3 separate regions of the Mus musculus genome follow, and regions 1 and 2 are each linked to region 3. The links are chromatin loops, found by intact Hi-C in ENCODE. Cell type or tissue: left cerebral cortex. All regions are shown on one strand.

Region 1 (2,500 bases), 260 kb after region 3:
CAGGGAGATATAACTGTAAAATTCACATGGGATTTGGTGTCCAGTGATGGTATGTTTAATGGCATGACAGATAATAAAAGTCAACTTCTAAAAAAAAAAAAAAAGAATCCAATGTCTTTCCAATTTGCATCAGATATTTTTCCAATGAATATCATAATCTTAGTGACACATGGCTGCTAAAACTTCAACTGCAGGTTTCTTTGCTCTAAACCTTCTTGTCTACTGCTTAATATTTTTCAGGCAACAGTTATATGTACTCAGGAAGTTAATACGTCAAAGTTTAACTTAGCAATTCCATTTATACAGTGAAGAGATTTAAAAATTATAAAACAATGTAGGCCCTTTGCTTTCCTGAACATTTTTTAAGGTTATGGATCGCTGAAAAAGAACAAATCCCTTTGTAATAAAGCAATTCTGTAAACCAATTGATTACACTATTACTATTACTATTACTATTACTATTATCTGCCAAGAAGGAAAAACTAACTAGGTCAAATAATATACAAAAAAAAAAACTATAATAAATTTACAGAATTTAAGCAACCTGACAATGTGCCAGAATTCAACTTTGAAAACTTTTAAAATACTTAAAAAGTTCCCCAAAGTCATTCAGCATTATTCCCTAATAATTAAACTTCGAAATGTAATCTTAATATCCTTGGCACTTTGCTTCTATGAACTCCTCGATGTTTGCTACATTAGGATATTTAAAATACTATTTAAAATGTTTTAAAGCTGCTATTTATAGTCTAACCTAAATGAAAATTCTTTTATCCTAAAAACAGTGTTATCAAACACAATCATAAATTTTACTAACACTTAAAATATATTCAAGTACCTGGAAACAGCAGTTAATTTATGATTTCCAGACTCACCGTCTCTCTAAGCACTTTCCTATCAGTTTCACAGTAGCTGTTAGCAGCCCACGGTTCCCGAGGCTGACAACTGCAGGGAGAGAATGCCATCTGCTGCTCCACGTGTGGACTCGACAGCAGGAGACATTGGACCAGAAACACCCAGTGACCCAAACCCTAGAAAGGCACACACAGAAAACTGGGACTCCTGTTTTTATTTCTGGCAATTTGAAAGACATCAATGAGTACTGCTTTGCTAAGGCAATCCTGTTATCCCACAAATTTATAAAAATATGGTACCCAGATAAGTCACGTCCATGTTTACAAAAACGGTTTTTACTCAATACTGAGAAACAATGGTCTAAACAGAAAGGATGCTTGCCTAGTTTTAAGGAGTTATTTCTATAATCTCCCATTTCTGAATGTGTTCTATATACAAAATGATCATGTAACTGATCCTTCAAATAAGGACAACTTAAATGAACAGAAAATGAGGCTATCAATAATGTTAACAAGTGTCAGGATGTAAATCGCTGGCAGACTGTGAGTGTGTGGCACCACCCAATTTATAAATCAGTAACATGTCTTTCCTCCTCTGGAGCCAGAGCCTCCCAGTGCCTTGAGAGCCTTCTTGAAAAGCAAAGGAAGTACAATCCTTCACTGGTGGTGCGCTTGTCCAGCACCATTCACTGACAGCCTCCCTCTTCCCATTTAATGGCATCCTTATCAAAAAATCAGTGTTCAGAGCGGCATCCAAACATCCACCGTTGCCTATATGGCTGTTCCTGGACATGCCACACACTGTCTTCACTGTTGTTTTGTAAAAATTTTTAAATTAAAATATGGCCCTTCCTATGCCATTTTTATCCAAGTGTGTTATGTTATGGTTCTTCTAGACACTTCTTATCTCCTGAATGCTAAGATATGGTTGTCAATTCCTGCAAGCACGAAAGCAGAGATTTTAGCAGACAATGTGCTCAATGTATGGATCAACTTGCAGAGTGTTCCTTCTTGCCAACATAAGTTTCCTAACGCAAGATCAATGGATCCTCTTTGCCATTGTAAGGGCCCTTTTAACATCTTTCAAAAATATTTTTTTAAAAGATTTATTTATTTATTATATGTAAGTACACTGTAGCTGTCTTCAGATACACCAGAAGAGTGCGTCAGATCTCGTTACGGATGGTTGTGAGCCACCATGTGGTTGCTGGGATTTGAACTTCAGACCTTCAGAAGAGCAGTCGGGTGCTCTTACCCACTGAGCCATCTCACCAGCCCAAAAATATTTATTTTTAGTTTGTTTTGTTTGTTTGGTTGGTTGGTTTTGGTGGGGGTGGGTTGTGAGTTTTTGGGGTTTCTTTTTGTTTTTTGTCATTTGTTTGATTTGAGATAGGGTTTTCCTGTGTGTATTCCTGCTTGTCCAGGAAATCGCTCTGTAGACCAGGCTGGTGTTAAACTCAGAGATCTGCCAGCCTCTGCCTCCAAAGTGCTGGGATTGGATACATAAGTCACCACCACCCAGCAACAATATTTTTTAGTTTTCAGATTATAAACTTTACACTTCTTTTGTTACATATAATTTAAAGTATTAGATTAGTGTTGATATTATTTTAAAATCAGAGATTTCTCTTTTTTGGTTTGTTTTG
Region 2 (2,500 bases), 740 kb after region 3:
CTGCCAGGGGAGAGCTGGGGGAAACGCAGCAATTCCCCCGCCCCTTTGCTTACTTCAGAGTTCTGCAGTGCAGCTGGAATCGAGAAAAAAACCAATCTCGCTTTCCACAAAGCAGGTTCACCCTAGGCTTCATCAGTGAGTGCCTGTGGGGGATGAGGGCCAGGGCAGGGGCGAGACTGAGCAGGAGGACAGCCCTAGCCCTAGTGTTTTAGAATGTGTGTGTGTGGATATGGGATGCAGTCCAGCTCAGGCAAGATGTCCATGGTCCTCGAAAGAACATGCATTGTTCCTGTGTTCTCTGTGTGATAACCTGAGATCTTAGTCCTCTGAGCCCTGGCCCTGCTCCTGCATAGAGTCCCTTGCTTAGGTCTCCTGGAGCTTCCCAGGCAGAACTGATGGAGAAAACATCTCATCTCTAAGTCTGCAGAGCGTAGGTAAGAGGCGTCGTCGCTGCTGCATGACTCGTTGGAGCCTGAGCCTTCTGCAACCCTCTTACCAGAGCCTTCTGCAAATCTCGTACTTCCTCCCGGGAGACAGTGTGGTGCACCAAGCTCAAATACTGACCTCCCAGACTTGCCAACGAGAACGGCTACCCCTTCCAGTCCACCCCACAGATGAGGGTTCAGGAACATGGGGGTGGGGGTTGTCCATTCTTTGAACAAGAATTCAAGGTTTCTCTCTGGTTTGAAGCAAAATTTTGAAGCAGGCTAAAAAATAACCTGAAAGATATCCACCTTTAGGGGATGAATATTATTTGGGGTCTAAGGAGCCTTGAGATCAATTAATGCTAGACTCTGTTAGCATTGCTCTGGGACAACACATTTGGATAGAAGAATGTCTATCTGTGATCAATCCGAGACTCTTCCCCTATAGGCCCAGCAAGGAGGCACACAAAGCAGGACTGTAGGCTTCAGTAAAATTTCACTGGGGGGAAAACAAAACAGAACAAAACAAACAAACAAAACCCTAGGCTGGAGTGTAGAAGTTGGCCAGCTCGCGGCCTGTGGCGCCCTCTGCTGGTCATCACTGGAACTGGCTGTTGCTGGCTCTTTATGACAGTGGTATAGTACCTAAGTTGCAGCAAGGTCAGCTTTCTAGGAGCTGGACACTCTCTTCCAGCCTGTTCTTGGAGGAGGTTTGCCATTTTACCCTTCCGGTCACCCATGTTTCTGTCTGACATTCTTTCTACCTGCAGGGGCTATCCATGACAGAGCGTTCTGCCTGTCGGTCAGTTCTTGCAGGAGCACACAGAATGCCTGAGCTTTCCTTCTTCAAATTTCCACCCCTGATTCCTGAGGAGAGACAAAATGTCCTCTGTGTGAGTTGTCACATAATTTGTGAGTTGATTTCAGACCCCAGAGGAACACGAATAGAGTCTAGCATTAACTAAACATTGATGGTACACTCATGTCACCTTTCAAAACTCACGTGTGTGCATGCACATGCGTGTGCATGTGAGTATGTGTTTGTGAGTAATATAATAACTTTGAATATTATTTGTGAGTCCCCCAAGTTCAGCACTTTGGCATGCTGAGCTGCAGAGAGAGGCTTGAAATTGAGGAAGGTCTCCTACCGTCTTCCCTCTCTTTGTTCTCTTTCTCTTGATAGACATGGGGATGGACTTTCTTGCGTGACTCATGTAACGCCCTAGAAAAGAGATGCAGTTATCCTAAACTCTCCCTAAGAATCTTATTGAACACAGGGAAGATTCCAGAGAACTAGAAGTTGTCCTCCACACCCTGAGAAGACATTCCATCTTTTCTTCAAGATGAACTGAGTGCAAACCTGAGAGACTCCATCTACACAAAAGGTCAACCTTTCCTTTATGTCACAGATTAGGGGGAGTCACGAGGCCCTAGCACTGTAGAGGAGATATTGGCAGTTAGTGGTTGGTGGGGAGGGAGGAGCCATTTTCTTCAGTTATGTAGCCACTGACAAACAGTGCATGATCCAGTAAATACCTCTTCCCCACCCCCACCACACATACACACACCCCATCCTGCAAGCAACCCTAATTAAAGTCAGTGGACCACACATACAGGGAGATAATAAAAGCAGGAGATGACGTCTTAGGAAGAAAAAGAGCTTCATTGGGAAAGGGATAAGAGGATTATGAGGGTATAAATTAACAAAATTCATTATATGAAGTTATGAAATTGTCAAAGAACAATGCACAATGACAGAGTCAATCTTAATTCATAGGACAGAACTACCTCCCGCCTCCCCTAGCTCATTCACAAACTAGTGTGTCTCAGCCTAATCATCCATGCACCACTGCCTGGTTCGTTAGCTGTGTGGTCCTCTGATGCTCTCATCCATACAGGTTGCTGTATATAAACACCTGCTGTGCTCTGACTCTGAAATGTTCCCCATCGGGTAGTGCTGGAGGCTCTGGAACCTTCACGAAGTTCCAGAGGGGCTGAGGTGGTAAAAGTGAATCACTGGGGACTATGCTGGCCCTGTTTCCTGTAGCATTCTCTGCTTCCTGGTCCACTGTGGT
Region 3 (2,500 bases):
TGTGAAACATCACCGGGTCCCCAGCCACCAGTACTTAATTGAAGATGTAATCCCCACTTAGTGACTATGCCATCTCCCAGATACCAGGCGTGCAGGAGTAAATATTAACATTCCTGGTAAATGTGTGCTGCCTCTTATTCCTTTCCCCTCACAAATTGTCTTCCTGTTCCTCCGAGTATCATCTGAAGTGAGATTATATTAACTGTGCCTTATGTGGGGCCTGGCATGCTGGAGTTGAAATTAATGGGCAAATATCCTTTTCACTTACAGACTAAATGAGCACTCCATCTTTGAACCATACCCAGGTGAGACAGAAAGTCACAGGCAGAGGGACAAAGGCAGCTAAGAATGTTCCATGTAGGACCAAATGCAAGCACTCTACGGCCTGATGTGAGGAGAGGAGAGGAGAGGAGAGGAGAGGAGAGGAGAGGGGAGGGGAGGGGAGTGGAGGGGAGGGGAGGGGAGTGGAGTGGAGGGGAGGGGAGGGGAGGGGAGAAGTCTTAAAATTAAGCCCTAGAACACAACAGCGTGGGATTATACAAAGTGACCCTGATTCCCTTCTTAAATGTTGCCAGAAGATCCCAACCTATTCAATCTGATCCATTCCCTGCTCGGTTCCATCCTTGTGATGACAAGGAAAACAGTCGCAGACCCACTTAACTGAAAGTAGTAGTAAGGTCAAGTCCACGTGGAGACATTTCAAAAAGTTGACCATGTAGTAACTTCACATAGACAATCATACAAATCGGCAAATAGTCCAATGCCCGCTAGAATGCACAATGGTGGTCTCTTGGCAGTCCTGCCCCTTCTTTGTACAGGGAGCCATCTAACACCCCCTCTTCTTCTCGATAAAATGTATAAGTTGTAAGCTTTAGTAGCCCCACTGTGCTGTAGGGGAGGATATTATGGTAAGTGAAACAAGCCAGGTAGAAACTTGTGAGAGAAGAGAGTGATTTCCCCGCATCAAGGTTTACCGCTCCCCAAAGAAGCGTTTGTTTCCCGAATTACAGCAGAGGGCAGTAGAGACTACCGCATGGCTATGCTCGAAGGCTCCATGAAGCTCAGCGGCCTCTGATTGTCCTGGCCACAGGTCTCTGTCACCAGGAGTGTTTTGGTATCCATAGATTGCAAACATCTCGACTTTTTAAAATGACGATTTCTCCCGATCATTTTCTGTAATGTGATTTTTCTGAGATATTGCTTTGGGGACACAGTCCTTCTACTCCATATGTATGCAACCGGTTCCACTGCGCATGTCCCCATTAGTGCTGACACATTTGTGCACATAGATGCGCATGTATCATTTTTTAATCAAAACTAGAAGGAGAAATTATTACATAACCACGATATCATTCCTACTGAGGGACCTGTCATGGCGATCCTGAGGGGGCTTTGCGAACATCTGTTCAGCATCAGTCCCCCACGAAGAAATTATTCTTATGCTCATTTGAAAGACAGGTAAAGAAACGGTCAGACGGGTGAGACAACCAGGGGCAGATGAGAAAAGCACTCTCCTTCACTGACAGAAAGCTCGGGAGCCCAGCTTGCAGAAGCTTCCAGGCTAGAAAGACGACATAAAAGGATGGTAGCAGCCAGGCGGTTGGAAGAGCTGTCTCCTAGTGTTGCTTTTCTTCACCAGCCTGAGAGAAGCTTCCAGACCTCACCCTGTGCAGGACCGGATCCTGCTGGTTGATACAGAGAGCATTACTCATAGCTGTGTCTCAAGCATAGAGACTCTGTCCTCAGCAGAGTGCCCACTGGAAGGGGTTCTCAAAGGGACAGTATGAACTGGGGCATCTTTTTGCAGAAAGTTCCAGAAATGATCCCTTTCAGGATAAAGCTCTTTGTTTGATCTAATTCTACATTCTGAGAGTTTTGCTGTAGCAACTCTAGAAAACTGGGGCTATGAAACCTGTATTTCTCTACAAAGCAACTCTGTTGCTCTGATTTACGTAGTAACTTGTTCACCTCTATCTAGCTATGGATTCTTAGAGTCCATCTAAATTCTGGGTCCTGTCAGACACCAGTTCTCTGTCCACTGTCTAAGCTGACTAGCATCTGGGTGATGACCATCATCTCTAGGCCTTGCACCTAGATGAAGGATGCTGCCGGGTGGTCCTCATTATCAGTTGCAAGGCTCAGAGCAGCAATCCCTGGCCCTCTTCCTTGACTTATGGGAGTCATGGTATGTATAGGGAGCTAGAAGAGCTGCTCTCAGGTGCATGGGCTAACTGTAAAGCCATTTCGGTTCGGGATCTGCTGTGTTCCGTGGGCTTTGCCTTCTCCAGCCTGAAAAGGTTCTGAAGCCTATTGAACCTCTTTCAAATCCACTCTTCTGGCCCCTTATCCCTGGGGCTTGGGCTTTGAAATGCACGAGATTTTCCCCATCCTTCTACAGTGACATCCCTTCCCTGAGGCAAGGGTGCCACCTGGTCTTGATGACTGAAAGAGGATGGGGTGGGGGTGTAGGGTGGAGAGAAGAAAATGTCAGGGAGGAAAA

Evidence for each region. A loop is a pair of places that touch in the nucleus more often than their neighbours do. Peaks named below come from ENCODE experiments on the same cell type or tissue, not always from the same donor. Only the 100,000 strongest peaks of a DNase experiment are listed, where the experiment ranks them.
Region 1: it touches region 3 in a loop (4-fold over the local background); 4 of 42 quality-filtered maps call a loop at or near these places.
Region 2: it touches region 3 in a loop (5-fold over the local background); 7 of 42 quality-filtered maps call a loop at or near these places.

Annotation. Positions count from the first base shown.
Region 1 is chr11:33,433,055-33,435,554 of GRCm38, forward strand. All of the region lies in intron 14 of Ranbp17 (RAN binding protein 17), which reads right to left. Among named protein-coding and RNA genes, the nearest start is that of Ranbp17, 79 kb to the right of the region's middle. In left cerebral cortex, a CTCF peak has its summit at 959 (motif pointing left); a DNase peak (open chromatin) is centred at 954.
Region 2 is chr11:33,916,757-33,919,256 of GRCm38, forward strand. It overlaps a transcript of Kcnip1 not described here. Among named protein-coding and RNA genes, the nearest start is that of Gm36395, 14 kb to the right of the region's middle. In left cerebral cortex, a CTCF peak has its summit at 1,015 (motif pointing left); a DNase peak (open chromatin) is centred at 1,020.
Region 3 is chr11:33,175,739-33,178,238 of GRCm38, forward strand. No RefSeq gene overlaps it. Among named protein-coding and RNA genes, the nearest start is that of Npm1, 14 kb to the left of the region's middle. In left cerebral cortex, a CTCF peak has its summit at 1,017 (motif pointing right); a DNase peak (open chromatin) is centred at 1,047.